Regions from separate parts of the Homo sapiens genome. Here region 2 is linked to region 1. The links are chromatin contacts, found by Hi-C or POLR2A ChIA-PET in ENCODE. All regions are on one chromosome and are shown on one strand. Each heading gives the region's core, a stretch centred on a gene start or an enhancer-like site at or near the end of the contact. The rest is flanking DNA. Distances are from core to core; before and after follow the strand shown.

Region 1 (3,826 bases), core at 54-2,553:
GCACGATCTCGGCTCACCGCAACCTCCGCCTCCTGAGTTCAAGCCATTCTCCTACCTCAACCTCCCAAGTAGCTGGGATTATAGGCGCCTGCCACCACGCCCGGCTAATTTTGTATTTTTAGTAGAGACGGGTTTTCACCATGTTGGCCAGGCTGTTCTCGAACTCCTGACCTCAGGTGATCCGCCTGCCTCTGACTGCCCGGCCCAGTGTAACTGTTAACGGCAACATCGTGTGCAGTCTCCGGCTTGCATTCGGTTTAGTCAGCCAATCGCTAAGACGACACTTGAGACCGTTTTCAGATCTTTAGGCTTTCCACCATCCTAGAAGGGGGCCTGCCTGGTTCTAAGGCCCTTCTGAAACACTGCCAAACTGTCCTCGGGAAACGGTGCAGAAGTCCTCTGGTTTCCCCCAAGGCGCGTGGGCACCTTGGCTGGAACCTCGCCCAGTAACACGACGTGCCTGGGGCCCCTTCGTCATTTCCGCCAACCCCGGTGACAACCCTGACACCGGCCCCTAAGTGCCATTCCAGTTATGTTGCTCTCCTCCCCGCAGCCCCAGGCGGCAGCTTCGCGGCCCGGCGTCCGGTCCCCCGGTGGTCCCGGAGCGAAGCTCCGCAATGGAGAGCGGAGGACCCTCCCTCCCCGACCTCGCACGACCAAGACCGCCCACCTTTCCCCCAACGCCCGGCTGTGGGAGCCGTTCGAGTCTTCTCCGCCAGGGCGCTCCTTCCCGGGAGGCCGCTTCTTTGGGGGAATAAGGTCAAGGATTACGGGATTTGGGGAAGCAAGCTCGGCTGGGCCAGGATTGCTTGCGTAGCTCGCTGGAATCTAAGGCACTAGAGGGCTTGACGGCCACGTGAGGACGAACCACGCAGGCGCAGCCCCGCGCCCCGGGCAAGGACTTCCGGCAAGCCCCAAAGGGGAGCGTGCACCGCGATGACGTCCTCAAGGCGCGCCACGTCCGCCCGGCGGCGCAGCTGCCCAGCGCAACCTCGGCCCCGCCTCGATAGCCCCGGACCCCTGCCCCGCCCGACCCCGCCCCGCCACGGGAGCGCGCCACTCGCCCGCGCAGCAACGGCCTCAATAGCGCCAGGCCCGCGTCTACAAGAAGCCCGACCAAGGCCGGCGTGGGCGAGGCCTGGCTAGACGCTGACGCACCGCTGGAGCTACTGACCTCGGGACGACTGGCGGACGGTCGCGGGCCTGGAGACCCAGAGCGAGACGGCCTACTTCGTTCTCGAGCCAGCAGAACGGGTTGAACGTGTCGACAACCCCACCCGCCAGTCAGCGGCGCGGGCGTGTTCGAGCCGGCTCGTGGGCGTGGTCAGGTGCGTGGGCGGGGACTACTGGGCGGGGCTCGGCGCGGGGGCGGGGCCTGGCGGGAGTAGTCTCGGGGTCGGGGCGGGGCCCGGCGGGCGGGGCTCGGCTAAGCACAGTCTTGGCGCAGCGGCGGGGCCTGGTGGGGCGTGGCTCGGTGAGGGAGGTCTCGCTTGGGGGCGTGGTCTCCCCCAGTAGGCGGGGCTTGGTGCCGGGGGCGGGGTCTGGCGGGCGCGGGCGCGTGTGCGTGTTGTGGGCCTCGCACTGGCACGCAAGTCTCAGCAATTCCTGAGAATCCTCGGAGGAAGAGGCCGGGGCCCGGTGCGGCAGCGCCTTGGGGGCGGAATCGCAGGCGCGGGTCGGGCCTTGCTGGGGCGCGGGGCGCGGCCCCCGGAGAAAGCGGCCGCCTCGGGACAGGAGGGACCCGGGAGAAACCCCCCTGGGGCGGCTCCGCATGTCGGGGTCGCGACTCTAGGCGACCTTGGTAGAGGGGCTCGTTTGCGCCGAGCTCGCGACCCCCGAGGGAGCCACGGCCCCGTGAACCACGCTGCCCGTCCTGGCCACTGGCTGCCGCCTTTGTTTCGTGGGACCCCAGCCCGCAAGGCCTGCGGAGCCGCGGCCTCGTCCCGAGTGTTCTGAGCGCGGTCCGAGCTGCTCCTGCGTCCACTCTGCTGCCGACACCCGAGCGTCGCCTGGAGCCCTGGCACTGAGGGGCGCAGGCCGAGTTCCAGACCAGCCTGGGAAACGCAAAGCGACCCCACCTCCACAAAAGTGGGTTTTCTTTAAGTTTTTGACTAGTCCGCAATTCACAGAATTGACATTTTGGCAGATGAAGATTGCAAGTAAGGAAACTAACGGTATCTCAGATTTGTTCTTTAGCAATTTGCTAAACCTCTCCTCTGACTGCCTTTATTAGGTATTTGTTTTCGAGACAGGGTCTCACTCCACTGCTTAGGCTGTACTGCAGTGGCGCGATCCCAGCTCGCTGCAGCCTCCACCTCCCGGACTCCAGTGATCCTCCCGCCTCAGCCTCCCAAGTAGCTGGTACCACAGGCGCCAGCACGCCTGGCTAATTGTTGTATTTTATGTAGAGAAGAGGTCTCCCTGTGTTGCCCAGCCTGGTCTTGAATTGGGCTCAAGTGATCCTCCTGCTTCAGCCTCCCATATCGCTGGAATTACTGGCATAAGCCACTACACCCGGCCTGATCATCTTTAAAGAAGGTGGTTCTGGCCGGGCGTGGTGGCTCACACCTGTAACCCCAACACTTTGGGAGACCGAGAAGGGTGGATCACCTGAGGTCAGGAGTTCAAGACCAGCCTGGCCAACGTGGTGAAACCCCATCTCTACTAAAAATACAAAAATTAGCCAGGCATGGTGGTGGGCACCTGTAATTCCAGCTACTTGGGAGGCTGAGGCAGGAGAATCGCTTGAACACGGGAAGCAGAGGTTGCAGCGAGCCTAGACCACACCATTGCACTCCAGTTCGGGCAACAAGATGAAACTCTGGCTGGGCGCGGTGGCTCACACCTGTAATTCCAACACTTTGGGAGGCCAAGGCAGGCAGATCACCTGAGGTCAGGAGTTCAAGACCAGCCTGGCCAAGATGATGAAACCCCATCTCTACTAAAATTACAAAAACTTAGCCAGGCATGGTGGTGCATGCCTGTAATCCCAGCTACTCAGGAGGCTGAGGCAGGAGAACCACTTGAACCCAGGAGGCAGAGGTTGCAGTGAGCCAAGATCGTGCCACTGTACTCCAGCCTGGGCAACAAGAGCGAAACTCCATCTCAAAAAAGAAAAAAGAAACTCCGTCTCAAAAAGAAGGTGGTTCACACACACACACACACACCCCCAAGAAAGCTCAGGGCTGGAAGGCAGCCAACCTGGCTGTGACCCTCATCCTGCACACGTGAGCTTGGTGACCAGTAGCTGATTCTTTAACTCTCTAAGCTTTGGAGTCTGGATGTGAGGTTTAGAATTCATGACAAGAAGCTGGAAGGATGCCGCCAGTCTGACTCCTGGACTGGTTCTCTTGACATCTTTGCAAAAGCTGCTGAAATGTTCTGGTTTCATTTCATTCTTTTCTTTGCCATGATCTCTTAGATTTGTTCGTGGCAATTCTCATAAGAGTGAAGAAAATGTTTAAAATGGCTGTTGGGCTCCCTTTTGTGACACCTTGTGGGGAAGGTGCCCAGGTATGTATAGGTGCTGAGCGCACGGCCAGCATGGTGTCTGTGGCCGGGCCTCCCTCCTGGACAGTGCGGCCACAGCCCCTGAAAGGTATGTCTTCATTTTTATTTTATTTTATTGAGATGGAGTCTCGCTCTGTCGCCCAGGCTGGAGTGCAGTGGCGCGATCTCGGCTCACTGTAAGCTCCGCCTCCCAGGTTCAAGCCATTCTCCTGCCTCAGCCTCCCGAGTAGCTGGGACTACAGGCACCTGCCACCACGCCCGGCTAATTTTTTTTTTTTTTTTTTTTTTGTAATTTTAATAGAGACAGGGTTTCAGC
Region 2 (3,718 bases), core at 356-2,855, 220 kb after region 1:
GGCCTTCAGCCCGCGGTGAGCGGGGGCGGGGGATGAGCTGGGGCCCGGGCGAGGGGTGGGAGGTGCGGCCGAAGGTGCGCAGCTGTCGGGGCGGGCGCCAGGCAGCCTCGCTCACAGCGCGGCCCTGACGCCCAACTGCCCGCCCCCAGGATCGTGGAGAACCTGGGCATCCTGACCGGGCCGCAGCTCTTCTCCCTCAACAAGGAGGAGCTGAAGAAAGTGTGCGGCGAGGAGGGCGTCCGCGTGTACAGCCAGCTCACCATGCAGAAGGCCTTCCTGGAGGTGAGCCCGCCTGCGCTCCGGCGCCACGCCCCTCCTGCCCCTGCGCCCTCCTCTCCCCCGCCCGTTCCTGGGGTCGCAGAGCAAGGGGGAGGCCGGCACCCAGACACGTGGGACCCCCGGCTGAGGATGCCCCCATTTCTCCTCCCTAGAAGCAGCAAAGTGGGTCGGAGCTGGAAGAACTCATGAACAAGTTTCATTCCATGAATCAGAGGAGGGGGGAGGACAGCTAGGCCCAGCTGCCTTGGGCTGGGGCCTGCGGAGGGGAAGCCCACCCACAATGCATGGAGTATTATTTTTATATGTGTATGTATTTTGTATCAAGGACACGGAGGGGGTGTGGTGCTGGCTAGAGGTCCCTGCCCCTGTCTGGAGGCACAACGCCCATCCTTAGGCCAAACAGTACCCAAGGCCTCAGCCCACACCAAGACTAATCTCAGCCAAACCTGCTGCTTGGTGGTGCCAGCCCCTTGTCCACCTTCTCTTGAGGCCACAGAACTCCCTGGGGCTGGGGCCTCTTTCTCTGGCCTCCCCTGTGCACCTGGGGGGTCCTGGCCCCTGTGATGCTCCCCCATCCCCACCCACTTCTACATCCATCCACACCCCAGGGTGAGCTGGAGCTCCAGGCTGGCCAGGCTGAACCTCGCACACACGCAGAGTTCTGCTCCCTGAGGGGGGCCCGGGAGGGGCTCCAGCAGGAGGCCGTGGGTGCCATTCGGGGGAAAGTGGGGGAACGACACACACTTCACCTGCAAGGGCCGACAACGCAGGGGACACCGTGCCGGCTTCAGACACTCCCAGCGCCCACTCTTACAGGCCCAGGACTGGAGCTTTCTCTGGCCAAGTTTCAGGCCAATGATCCCCGCATGGTGTTGGGGGTGCTGGTGTGTCTTGGTGCCTGGACTTGAGTCTCACCCTACAGATGAGAGGTGGCTGAGGCACCAGGGCTAAGCAATTAAACCAGTTAAGTCTCCCAGGAGCCGTGTGTCTCAGTTCTCTGGGAGTCGGAGTGGGTCCTGGAGCCCCCGGAAACTGCACCTTTTCTAAGCAGTGCCGGGCAGAGGGCTGGCCGTCCGCCAGGCTGCTCTGCCCCTGAGCCCAGAGGGGACCCTGCCCACTTCTCTTCCTGTGGCCCTCCCAGGCCCAGCGACCAGAAGGCCCAAAGCGTGTCATCCAAGCCCGGCTTTCGCTGGGCACAACCCTAGTGGGAGCGGTGGGGACAGAGCCAGCTCGGCCAGACGGTCGGCAGGCCCCAGGAGGGCCATGAGTCAGAGGGCAAGGCTGAAACTGGATTTGGAGATCTTAGCCCAGGCTGACGGAGGCTCCCAAGAAGGGGGAGCAGGCCACACTCAGCACCCTGCGTGGGAGGGGCACCTGACCGCCAGATGGGCGGTCCACCTGAGCCGCACCCTTGGAGGGGCCTTTGGTGCCCTCTGCCGGCCGCTCCATGTGCTGCCGTGAGTGGCCGCCAGGGGTGCCCTCGCCCTGGATTGGTGGCAGGGGGCAACCCACAACCATGTGTCCCCATAGCAGCCGTGAACCCAACCCTGGTGCGGAGCATCCGGGGACACAGTCCTGGGGTCTTGGCCTGGGCAGGGGCGACTGTGGGGCTGGGCTGGGGGGGGCGTGTCCCTTGCCTGGTCCACCACCCAGCCAGGCCTGGACACCAGGCCACAGAAGCCCTGACTCACAGCTCAGGCCACACTAGGCCAAGTCTTAACCACAGTGTCTGGTCGGGGCAGCAGGGATTGTCTGGTGCCCTCTGAGCCACGACCCGGGCTTGATGGCCACCACCACTCCTCCAGGCCCCCGGAAGAGGCCCCCCCACCCTGTCAGATGGACCCTGCAGTGAGAGAGACAGGTCCAAGAGGAAAAGGGGAGGGATGGGGGCACCGGCCCTCCTCCCTGCAACCTGCAGCTCCCGCTGCCTGCTGAGCCACCACCTCAGGACGGGGATAGGCACCGGGGCTATATCTGCTCCAAAAGGGGCCTCTGTGGGCCCCAGGATGCCAGTCCTTGGAAGTGAGGGAGGCTGCCCACTCCCCAACCACTCCCAGCAACAGGACCCTTCCTCCACCAGGATGGTCTGGGCTTCATATGCAGCCTCCAGGCTGGGCTGCTCAGCTTCTGAGGGCCCCAGATCTACACCTGCTTCTTCAGCCTTCTCCCTGTCCACCTCCCCCAGCCCCATTTAGAGCCCCCTACCTGCTGTGCCCCACTCTGCCACCTGCACAGCTGAGGAGCCCCAGGAAGCCAGACCCCCAGACTCCAGCCCCCAGATCCCAGCCCTAGGCCCCAAGCAGGCTCCCACCCCAGGAGCCCTGAGTCCGAGGCACCCTGGCCCCAGCTGCCTGCTCGGACCTCTGGGCTTCCAGAAATTACCTCCCGTTTCTTCCAAGGGGCTTCCTGCCACCTCCTGAGACCCCCCTCAAGAGCAGATGGGACCACCGACCTCACCGGCCTGGTGATGGGCACAGGGTCACCTGGCATCGGGTGGGCTGGCTCTCTGTGTCCTCTCTGGCCACCCGCCCCAGGGGTGAGGATTGCCCCCCTTCCTGCCCTGAGGGCATCACTCTTGGGGGCCTGTGGTGTTTTGAGTGCTGCCCGCGGCCTCCGGAGGCCCCAGTGGCAGCCCCGTGAGGCAGGCGTGGATAAGAATGACCCGTAGAGGGGCCAGGTCACCTGCTCGAGGCCCGAGTTTGGGGCAGGGGCTGGGGTTAACATGCAATCTCTCTTAGTTCCAACGTGTCCTTAACCACTCACTCCCTCCCCGGCCTCCCTACCCACTTCCCCATCAGGCAGGTCCACAGAAAGAAGGAGGGTCTGCTGGTGCTGGCCCTGGTGGGGCCAGGGTTGCCGAGGGTCTGGCCGTGAGTGTGGGAGAGTCCACACTGGGCGAGGAGGGAGGGCGGGGCTTTGAACATCAGACCTCAGGGTGGGTGGCCTGAGCTGCCAGTGGGGCCACCAGTAGCCACAAGCAAATATCTCCACCAACAAGGCCCGTCTGTCTCGGGACAAGCATGTCTTTGTGGCGCTTGCTCCCCTTCTGTCCTCCCCCACAGCTGGCCCTGTCCGCCCGTGCCCAGTCAGGCCCCGCAGAACCCAAGAGGGGCTTCCCATGCCATTTAGGAAGGGCTGTCTCTTTAAAAAAAAAAAAAATTACAAAACGGTTGATTTCCCAAGAGGTTGACACAGCAGCACGTACAGTAAGATGTTCCTCACACCTGCGGGGATGCCATGGTCCCAGCCCGGGGCACCCGTTACCCAGGAAGGTGGTGAGAGTGGTGCTGGGAAAATGTGTGGAGAAACACAACAGGGACCCCCACTAACCCCACAAAGCTGAACCAGCCCCAGCAGTACTAGACGTCATGAGAGGCAAAACGACCAAGTTCACAGAAGATGCCAGGATATCCATGTGACAAAGGGGAAGAAGAATTTT

What was found. Hi-C counts contacts between places; a loop is a spot of excess contacts on that map. ChIA-PET counts read pairs that join two places held with the same protein, here RNA polymerase II (POLR2A). Pooled maps may share reads with other maps.
Region 2: a loop to region 1 is called in a pooled map, with 5 times the contacts of the local background. The contact joins the enhancer-like site here to the promoter of RNH1 in region 1. A Hi-C loop is called at or near these places in 1 of 168 maps with a recorded cell type or tissue (naive thymus-derived CD4-positive, alpha-beta T cell), 3 of 37 single-sample maps with no recorded cell type and 9 of 50 pooled maps. POLR2A ChIA-PET finds 5 or more read pairs at or near these places in 5 of 52 experiments (CD4-positive, alpha-beta T cell, activated CD4-positive, alpha-beta T cell, activated CD4-positive, alpha-beta memory T cell and 2 more).

The regions. Positions count from the first base shown.
Region 1 is chr11:505,939-509,764 of GRCh38, forward strand. It overlaps RNH1 (ribonuclease/angiogenin inhibitor 1), which reads right to left and starts at 1,304. Exons shown (of 11, transcript NM_203387.3): 1 at 1,175-1,304. It also overlaps a transcript of LRRC56 not described here. RefSeq lists an enhancer at 573-742 and a cis regulatory region at 658.
Region 2 is chr11:726,470-730,187 of GRCh38, forward strand. EPS8L2 (EPS8 signaling adaptor L2) reads left to right here. Exons shown (of 21, transcript NM_022772.4): 19 at 1-15; 20 at 150-282; 21 at 432-1,258. The coding sequence ends at 512. Among named protein-coding and RNA genes, the nearest start is that of TALDO1, 19 kb to the right of the region's middle. RefSeq lists silencers at 67-256, 1,858-1,947 and an enhancer at 718-1,623. Within about 2 kb of position 1,606, at least 21 of the 41 ENCODE cell types and tissues checked have a DNase peak (open chromatin) inside an H3K27ac peak, as active enhancers do.